2 separate regions of the Homo sapiens genome follow, and region 2 is linked to region 1. Evidence: chromatin loops called from intact Hi-C (ENCODE). Cell type or tissue: A673. All regions are shown on one strand.

The links. Hi-C counts contacts between places; a loop is a spot of excess contacts. Peaks named below come from ENCODE experiments on the same cell type or tissue, not always from the same donor. Only the 100,000 strongest peaks of a DNase experiment are listed, where the experiment ranks them.
Region 2: a loop joins it to region 1, with 4 times the contacts of the local background. A loop is called at or near these places in 8 of 110 quality-filtered maps.

The regions. Positions count from the first base shown.
Region 1 is chr1:89,984,804-89,989,803 of GRCh38, reverse strand. LOC105378847 (a long non-coding RNA gene) reads right to left here. Exons shown (of 3, transcript XR_001738142.2): 3 at 2,986-5,000. It also overlaps the pseudogene RN7SKP272. Among named protein-coding and RNA genes, the nearest start is that of ZNF326, 7.8 kb to the left of the region's middle. In A673, CTCF peaks have their summits at 2,200 and 2,406 (motif pointing right); DNase peaks (open chromatin) are centred at 2,423 and 3,613.
Region 2 is chr1:89,906,865-89,911,864 of GRCh38, reverse strand. All of the region lies in intron 2 of LRRC8D (leucine rich repeat containing 8 VRAC subunit D), which reads right to left. Among named protein-coding and RNA genes, the nearest start is that of ZNF326, 86 kb to the left of the region's middle. RefSeq lists an enhancer at 4,658-5,000. In A673, no CTCF peak of the experiment used is centred here; DNase peaks (open chromatin) are centred at 2,854 and 3,954; H3K27ac peaks cover 4,884 bases.

The sequences.
Region 1 (5,000 bases):
TCTCTGTAACCTTATAAGTGGTTATCACAGCTGGATTTTTGCTATAATTAGTGAGTGAATTAGTTATATCCTTGCCTTGCTTCTTGTTCACACTCTTTGAGTGTGGAGACCCTTCTTTGCAACCCTTTGTATGGCCTGTACATAGCACATTGTCACTATGTATGTTGAAGGGGAGGAGCATCAACCAAATGATGAAAAAACTTAGACTGAAATGAGGTCTCAGAGCTTCTTCTGCAGAAAATCACTGTTGTACAATTACTTTGGAGAGAAGGTGACAATAGCATTGCAAAGGAGAGTCTTGATTACACGATGCTTTCCTAATTTGCCGCCAAATAATTCTTCCTCCGTGTTCTTTTTTTGTTCTTGTTTTGTTTTGTTTGTTTGTTTGTTTTTCTCTGCAGCCCAAGCTGGAGTGCGTGGCGCGCTCTCCGCTCACTGCAAGCTCAGCCTCCCGGGTTCACGCCAGTCTCCTGCCTCAGCCCCCTCCCCGAGTAGCTGGGACTACAGGCGCCCGCCGCCACGCCCAGCTAATTTTTTGTATTATTCGTAGGGACGAGGTTTCACTGTGTTAGCCAGGATGGTCTCGATCTCCTGACCTCATGATCCTCCCGCCTCGGCCTCCTAAAGTGCTGAGATTACGGGCTTGAGCCACCGCGCCCGGCCATCTTCCTCCATGTTCTTTAGGGAATCCATAGAGGCTTAGAGAAGGAAGTCAAGAGCTAACAATTACAATTACTATGGTACAGCCAAGCAGCCAAACTTAAAGTAATTTCTACTGAGGATCTGAGGTCATATCAAAGAAGAGCTAGTTACAGGGCCACAATAGTGGAAAACTGCTGAAAACAGCTGGTATGACAGCATTGAATGAAATGTTATTTTATACACGGGAAGATGTCTCTCCCTGGTTTTAATATAGAACTACAAAAAGATGCAAGTGTCTCTAAAAGCTGAAAGGAATAGCAATATAAATTACAATTAACCTTTATTAAGGCCTATATGTTCATAAATGTTCCGAAGCACTTTACAGGTGTTAACTCATTTTATCTGCTCAACAATGCTATGATTGTAGGTATTATAATCATCCTTAATTTATCAATGAGGAAACTGACCCAGAAAAGTAAAGATTTGTTCAAAGTCACAAAGCTAATGAAGTGTAGCACCAAGATTCAAACCCAGTCAGCCTGGCTCCAGGGCTTAAGCTTGCATCTCTGTCATTTTGATGTACCTACTGTGCTCTACTGAGGAATTCTGATGGATACTTTACAAGCCCATTTCTTTACAATAAGGTAGGTTATACCCTTTCCCAAACAAGGAAAACTGAAGAGAAGTTAAGTAACTCACTCAAGACCATACAACCAGCAATTGCTGGCTTCATATTTATGATAAATATTGTTTAGTCATGCTTAGGTCTATTGGTGTATGGAGCCAACCTTGTAGAGCCAATACCATCATCAGAGTCCTCAGGTTTGAAAAAAAAGACTTTGCTAATCTATAGAGGATTTTTATATAATTGTGCATAATGCGGTCAAACAGAACTATTAATACATATAAGGTAACTATGTAAGTGATCAAATGCTTTGTCCTATGCTCCAGGTCTTCCTCAGATTAAAAAAAAAAAACTGGTTCATTTTATATGAATTTCTTTTCCCAGAAAGCAAGGTAAAGTTCCAAATACAAAGTGCTTTCAAAATGTAATTGATACCTTCCTTCATTGGTTACATATTATATAAAGTACACTTTTCTGGAAAATGAAGTATATTCCCTTATAGGAACTCAGTTACAACTCTGAATTATTGCCATTCATTTTATCTTACTTTTGTGTTACACTCCATCATAAATTTTAATTTACCAAGTATATTGACAGCAAGCTGGCTGTGACATGTCAACCCCACTGATTGCCAGAACTGATTTGCTGGATCTGCCCTGTTAAGATGGTGTCCCATTTCTTCCTGGCTCTGCCACATGTGTTTTTCCAAAATCTGGACACTTTACTGGAGAGGATGATTTCTCTAGATGGAGAAAGACCATGGTCTACAGAGAATCAAGTTCTTCTGCTGGAATACTCAAGGCATGTTGAGTAGGTTCCCCTGCCTGACTGTGTCTCTCCCAGTAGTTAAGATAATGAGCCACTTGAAGGTGGAGATTTCATCTTTGTGTCTCCAGCCTCCTAGCACCATACCTGGCATGTGTTAGATTTTTTAAAATGTTTCTTGAATGAAAAAAAAGGAAACAGACACACAGCCGGCTCCTGTATTCATATAGCTTCAATTCTACATGAAGGCAACACCTATAAATAAAAATACAGACACAGAACATTCAAACATGCATGGACACAATCTAAACCCCCTTCTTTAGAGTCCTTACACAGTTTACAAACGGAAAAGGCACCATCCTAGAATAGCCAGTAGAGGGCATCACACACCAAATGTAGTCAGAATGTGGCTACAGAAATTGAGTTCAAGTTCTAGTTCCTGCTGATCTGAAGGATTCTAAATGGACACCAAAGCAGAGAATATTGTTGGCCTGTGCTCTGCAAGTACCTGTATTTCTATTTTGGTGTAATCACGGATAGAAATGTTCCTGTTTGCCTCATTTCATTTTCAGAGATGACTTTTAAAGCATGAAACAGTGAAAAATGCTTATTATAATGGCAAATTTGAAAAGCAAGATACAAAACTGCTTAGGTCTATTGGTGTATGGAGCCAATATGAAATCTGATAACTGCTATGTCAATAAATTTTCTTAAAAGACAAAGCAAACCTGGCATGATGGTGTGTGCCCAGCTATCCTACTTGGGAAGCTAAGGCGGGAGGATCGCTTGAGTCTGTGAGCTCGAGGTTGTAGTGAACTGTGAATGCGCAGCTGCACTCCAGCCTGGATAACAGAGTGAGACCCTGTCTCAAAAAAAAAAAAAAGAAAGAAAAGAAAAGAAAAAGAAAAGACAAAGCATTGAAATAAAATGGAAAGAAGAAACATGAACAGTGATTCTCTTTGTGATGACTTTTTAGATATACATGCATTTTTATTTTTCTGTATCCTCCAAATTTCTTGAGCACTTTGATAATGTAAAATATATATTTGGCACAAAACAAGATTTAATATTTATTAATGGGTAGCGTTTATGAAAAGTTCTCTGTAGCCACATATTGTGTTTCATTCTTTTTGGAGATATAGTTATTGATGGTGGGTGTGGGGAACCTCTATTGGCCATTTAAGTCCGTGGTTCTTGATAGTGGCTCTTCATTGGAATCACCCAGGGCACATCTCCATCGCCAAACTCAGGCCTCACTTCAGGGATTCTGATTTGATGATGAACCTAAAACTATCAACAATGTTTATTTTCAAGACACTTAGGAGAGGTGCTATTAGAATAAGTGCTCTTCTGTTTCAGTAACTTGTACCTCTTGAGAAGAAAATGTCAAGTCTAGAAAAAGAACTTCAGAGATTGAATAACCACACACTAACTGATTGATCTATGTGTGGGAAATGGTGTAACAACTACACCCTGAATCAGGGCTGCCACAGTTGTATGTGTGTATACAACTTACAGCTCTAAAAACTGGCTTGATTCCAACATTTCCTCTAACTACCCTGCAGCCCTTGGGAGATAATTAGCTAATGACAGTAAAGGGCTTTTAAACTTGAAACATGTTATATAAATGCTAAACACAGGAAACACACAGAGGATTTCCACTGATTGCCAATACTTTGCAACCAGAGACAATTGGACACCTCTTTCAGCCAATTTCTTTTTTTTTTTTTTTTTTTTTTGCAACTGAAATCTTCCTAATCTTTAATCCCAGGGAAACAAAGGAAGTTCTTTTTTTAATGCCTTTCCTACAAATCAAAGACCTAAGAGGGTTGCTCCTTTGACTATCTCACAAGTGAGGTTCCAACAAAACACCACGTTGTAATGTGGTTTGTATGGATGAAGGTTTTGCAGTTCGCTGGTTTGCTTGTATAACTGAAGCTGGGTGCTACCCAAAAAAAGGGTCATACCAGGTTGTCCAGTAGGAGTCCTGGTACTACCCTATACATCATCTCTTGTTTAAAGCAAATAATTTGTGCATGTGGTAATAAATCACATTGTATAAAATAATTTCCATTGAAAAGCAATAGCCTTTCCTCCCTCCCCTTCTTGCTCAGCTCCAGTTCTTCTGCAGAGAAAAACTTCCTTGTTTCATCTGGTATGAGATCACTTGGTGTTTACTTCCATTGCACTCTATATTGCTCTTCTTGGTTTACCAACTTTAATCAATAGCGTTAATTTCACAGTATAAAAATGAGCACGTCTCATATTACCCTCCTCTTCCCAATGTTTAAAACAGTAATCATATATTTTATTTCCTCTTTTGGAACTAAACTTTTATATTTTTAAATAAGTACTCAAATTTCTATTGATTTTTAATAGCATATCTCTGGCTTTCTGTTCTATAAAATGTAGTGGCTCCCCTTCCCATTCCTGCACTTTTCTTCTCTCTTACATTTTTGTCAGCTATACTTTACAACTAACAAAATGGTTAATATTTGTATTGTGTACTGCCATCATAAAAAACTATTTTCTACTTTTTTTATAGGTTGACTTTAGAAGTTAAAAATCTACATAATTCCTTCCAAAAAGTGAGAGGTGACAGCGTGCTGGCAGTCCTCACAGCCATCGCTTGCTCTCTGCGCCTCCTCTGCCTGGGCTCCCACTTTGGCGGCACTTGAGGAGCCCTTCAGCCCGCTGCTGCACTGTGGGAGCCCCTTTCTGGGCTGGCCAAGGCCGGAGCCGGCTCCCTCAGCTTGCAGGGAGGTGTGGAGGGAGAGGCGCGGGCGGGAACCAGGGCTGCGCGTGGTGCTTGCGGGCCAGCGCGAGTTCCGGGTGGGCGTGGGCTAGGCGGACCCCGCACTCGGAGCCGCCAGCCGGACCCACCGGCCCGGGCAGTGAGGGGCTTAGCACCTGGGCCAGCAGCTGCTGTGCTCAATTTCTCGCAGGGCCTTAGCTGCCTTCCCACCAG
Region 2 (5,000 bases), 78 kb after region 1:
GGCCTAGAAGCCAAAAGAGGCAACCCCTTCAGGAAGAGAGTGGTAAGCAGCATTGCAGGTGTCAAAAGCAAGTCACGCACGTTAAGGGGCAAAAGTGACCGCTGGATCTGGCAGCTGAGAGTCACCTGACACTTTGGCCTGAGCACTTTCGGTGAAAAAGTCTGGCTCACGTGTGCAAGGGTATGTGGGAAAGTGAATATTCACCTCTCAAATCTCAGCTGGGGATGAAACAAAAGGCTGGTACAACAGCAAGCGGGGGAGGCAGGTATGATGGGAGGGTGTATTTTTCAGGATAGGAAAGGAGTAGAGGGGTAAAAGTTGGAAGTAGCAGGGTGAGAGAGTACCAAGATGTTTTTCTTACGGCTACTTGTTTCTTATTTTGAACATAAAGTCAAATTATACAAACACATTTCGACAAGGAGCTATAACTCAAGTATGCGGCATGTTGCTATGACTTCATAAAACTACAGAGATTAAGGAATTCAGAATCCCATGGAAATTCTTAAACAGAGTTTGGACATATGTTGTTTGATTTTCCCTTCAGCAAACTGGTAAACATTAATCTTGCTAACCACCATATTGCTTATCCCGTCATAAAATTTTAAAAGGTTCTTTTTTGAAAAGTCTAAAGGGAAAAAGGTAACTTGCAAAATAATTCCACAAACTATATAACTAAAAAAAAAAAAACCCCAAAAATGCATGGACATATGAGTGAGTAGCTCTGTATATATTCAAGTAATCCAAGCAGTGTCAGGCTTTCTCACCCGCTGAAACTCCCTGGGAAGGTCAAGCATTCAGAGAACTCAGGTCAGATTACACTGAAAAGAAGGTGGGAAAAGAAATATTTAGCATTTCTAAGGAGAGTGTCAGTGACCTACAGCGGCTAGTTTACTTCTCATTTCCTTGACCATGGTATACAGGGACAAAGATGAGGTAGAGAGGGGAGGAGCTGTGCACTGCTGGCATATTTACAGGAAAATCTTGGGCTGTATCTTGCCATTCAACACTGAGGCTACTGCTAATAGGCAGGGGAAGACAGGAAGAAAATTACCCCTCCTGAATAACCAAGCACTTACATACTTGAGCCTATTAAATTGTCCTATCCATCCTGAGCAGTGGTATTACTGCTTCAGTTTTACTGAGAGAAAACAGGTTTTGAAAGTTTGAGTAATTCGACCGAGATCACACAGCTAATACAAGGTGGACCAGGATTCAAACCCAGATCTGACTGACACTATGAAGCCCATACCTGCCCCCTCAGCTTATTTTAAACTAGAGATTAACTCAAATTAAATTAAATTTGCTTCTACAAATTAAAAAAAATCACTAGAAGGAACCCTTAAAGTGAAGGTGACAAAATGCTGGTAGTCAAAGGCTGCCTAAGGGCACAAGGAGTAAAGTCTTAAAAAATGAAACAACAACCCAACTGTCATTTAATAACAATATTACCTAAGGTCTTTATCATAATCTCACTTTTTAAAAGACAATTCCATGGATTCCAACTAATCTGATCCTCACAAACTACTATGAGACAAACAAATAATATCAACTTTATTTTATAGCCAAGAAACTTGTTACAAGGAAATGGCAGAATGGAGATGAGAATTCCAGACTTCTACAACATCCAGTGTGCTGGAACAGTCCTCCAGTAAGTGTCATAGTCTCAAAGTTTTTAAATCTTACCTTCAAAAAGTTGTTAACAAAGTCAGACCAAATATTCGGTATAATCTCTTCACTAAATTTAGGCTGTGAAGATTTATTTTTTATTCTGAATTCATTAAAGTGTAACCATAATTCTTAAAAGAATAAACAACTCACTTAGGCCTACTGGTTCGTAAGTACAAAATATGTACTGATCACCCACTATAAGAAGAATAGTACCTTAGCTATGATTTTAAGAACATGAAAGGAGGGGCTAAGGGACTTAAATTAGAGCCAAGATTCTTACTCAGTGAGGGGATTTGGTATATTTACTGAATTCTTTTTTTTTTTTTTTTTTGAGACGGAGTCTTGCTCTGTTGCCCAGACTGAAGTGCAGTGGCATGATCTCGGCTCACTGCAAGCTCCGCCTCCTGGGTTCATGCCATTCTCTTGCCTCAGCCTCCTAAGTAGCTGGGACTACAGGCGCCCGCCACCACGCTTGGCTAAGTTTTTGTATTTTTAGTAGAGACGGGGTTTCACCGTGTTAGCCAGGATGGTCTCGATCTCCTGACCTCATGATCCGCCCGCCTCGGCCTCCCAAAGTGCTGGGATTACAGGCGTGAGCCACCGTGCCTGGCCCTACTAAATTCTTATAATTCTATTTTGCCAGATAAATTTCCTATGCTGCTCCTGAACGATGTACCATTGGAACCCCATATACATCCTCTGTCTCTTAAATTAGGAAATGAAAAAAAAAATGGCACTGGTAAAATATATTTCTACCTATTGGTTTTAGTTATGGAGTCAGGGGCTACATAATCAAACTCCAAAAATGGCATCCTAATCATCTATACCAAACAGCTACTGTCTGTAAACAATGATATGTGAGAAGGCAGTGTGTTTCCTAAATGCCTCGGGACTTTATTACTAATGACACAATCACAAGCAGAAGAAAAACCAGACCTGAATTGCACAAGCATACCCAGAGAGATAGTAATACCACAGATATAAATTACAGGCCTCCTCTAAATCAGATACTGTCATCAATCTCACATAGAGCTTCCTGCCCAGTGAAATCTGCCTTAATTGGTTTTCATTCTGTTGTTATTGTTGTTGAAAAACTGAAAGAGAGCGAGCCATCTCAGGCAGCATCATGGGAATTTCAGACACACACACAGACACACAGACACACACACACACGCAAACACACCCACTCCTTTAAAGCTCAAATGAGTGCATCTAGATTTCAAGGAAATACTAACAAGGAACACGTTGAGGGTATTTTCCACTGGTTTAAAAATAAAGCATTCTACCCTTTAAAAAAATAAATCCCCAAATTATAGAAACAGGAAGCAGCAGCTGGATTTATCATCCTTCATTTCCTCTGAGAGTCACAGTAAGGAACTCCCCATTGAGACAGAAGCCATGGAGAGGTTAGCCCCTCCTGCCTGGACCCACATATCCACATGCTGCTGCTGCTGGTCCAACATGGTCAATGGTCGGCCAATTCAAAATCAAACTTGCTTTGTCTTATAAAGCATTCTGTGTCTAAGCCCTGCATTTTGATAAAATGAAAAACCTGACTAGCATTTCAACACACATACATAACTGGTCTTAGAAGGGCCTCACTCTCATTTCTCATGAAGTTGTCTCTTTCCTGGGCTCACCCAGGAGGGCTTTAGGGACCTGAGGACCTAAACACACAACAGAAGATGCAACAGATTCAACAGATGATGATGATAACAACACCCCTGAGGGACTCTGCAGCCTTGATCTAGTGGCTGTACTGGAAGAAAGCAAGAGGGCTGGCTGGGTTCTAGTCTTCTTTCATCCATTTGTGATTATGGTTGAAATACTTAGTCTCGCTCAGCCTCAGTTCTTGTGTCTATGAAATGACAATGAGACCACCTATTTCACAGAGGTGTAACGAGAAGTGAGATGATGAATATGAAATACTTTGTAAATTACACAGAAATAACAACAGACTAGAGTAATAGCAATCTATATACCTGCATAAGGTGGCTTTGCCAGTTTCAAAGCTTTCACAAATATTATTTAGGTTGATCCTTAAAATGATACAGTTGGGTGGGTGGTAATGACATCATCATCATCATCATCATCACTATTATGAATGTTTTATAAATGAGCTAGTGTAGAGGAACATAATGGGAAAGTTGTGTCCTAACTCATTTGCATGAATTCACATCATTTAAAAACATTTCTGGCAACATACGAGTGGTAAGTACATGGCTGGGAGTTATGAAAGCCACTCACATTTCAGGGCTGCTACTCTAGGCAAATCCCTTAACCTCTCCAGGCAACATGATTCATCTATCTGTCACTGGGTTGGTGGGAGACAAACATAAATTAGACCTGGTTCAATCTCTTGAAGAAATCAGTTGGCGCAAGGGGGCTGGTGGTGATGGTGGAAAGAAGTGACATATAAACACATTAATTACAAAACAGTGTTTACTTAAAATATGGAGTATGAACAAAATGCTGTGGGGTCACAAAGTAGGAAATGACTAATTTTGGGGGACTCATGAAATAATTCCTCTAAGTTCTTTGTAAACTGAGAAAAGAAGGAAATCAGACTACAAATTGATCAATGTCCCTTTTGAGGCTAAAACTCTGAGAAAATGAGGCTTAGAAAGGTTGTCAGTAATCTCAATAGACAGTGTGATTCCTCTTCCTCATCTGCTCATAGGCAATACACGATTTAAAACAACTGACTGGCCGGACATGGTGGCTCGCACTTGTAATCCCAGCACTTTGTGAGGTTAGGTGGGTGGATCATCTGAGGTCAGGAGTTCAAGACCAGCCTGGCCAACATGGCAAAACCCCGTCTCTACTAAATATACAAAAATTAGCCAGGTGTGGTGGTCTGTGCCTGTAATCCCAGCTACTCAGGAGGCTAGGCAGGAGAATCGCCTGAACCCGGGAGGCGGAGGTTGCAGTGAGCCAAGATCACACCACTGCACTCCAGCCTGGGCAACTGAGTGAGACTCAGTATCAAAAAAAAAAAAAAAAAAAAAAAAAAGACACAGTGGAAGACAGGAAGCCCAACACCTGAAAGATAGATGGGAAGCCCTTTGGGACCCTTTGTGTTCTGAACGTGATACATGAAAATAGCCTTCCTGCATGAGTAAATGCTGACAGATTTGTTTGGAGGAGTTGAGTTACCCATTCTTCTGTTTCTTACAGACTAACACTTGAATTAAGATGAGCTAGGGTACATGATACAAATTCAGATTCTTGGCCTCCACCCAGACCTATTCCTTTTCTACATGAGCCCCCACAGACCTTCAGAAAATAGCCGTTGACAGGTTGGAATGCAACGAACAGGAAAAGCAAACTAT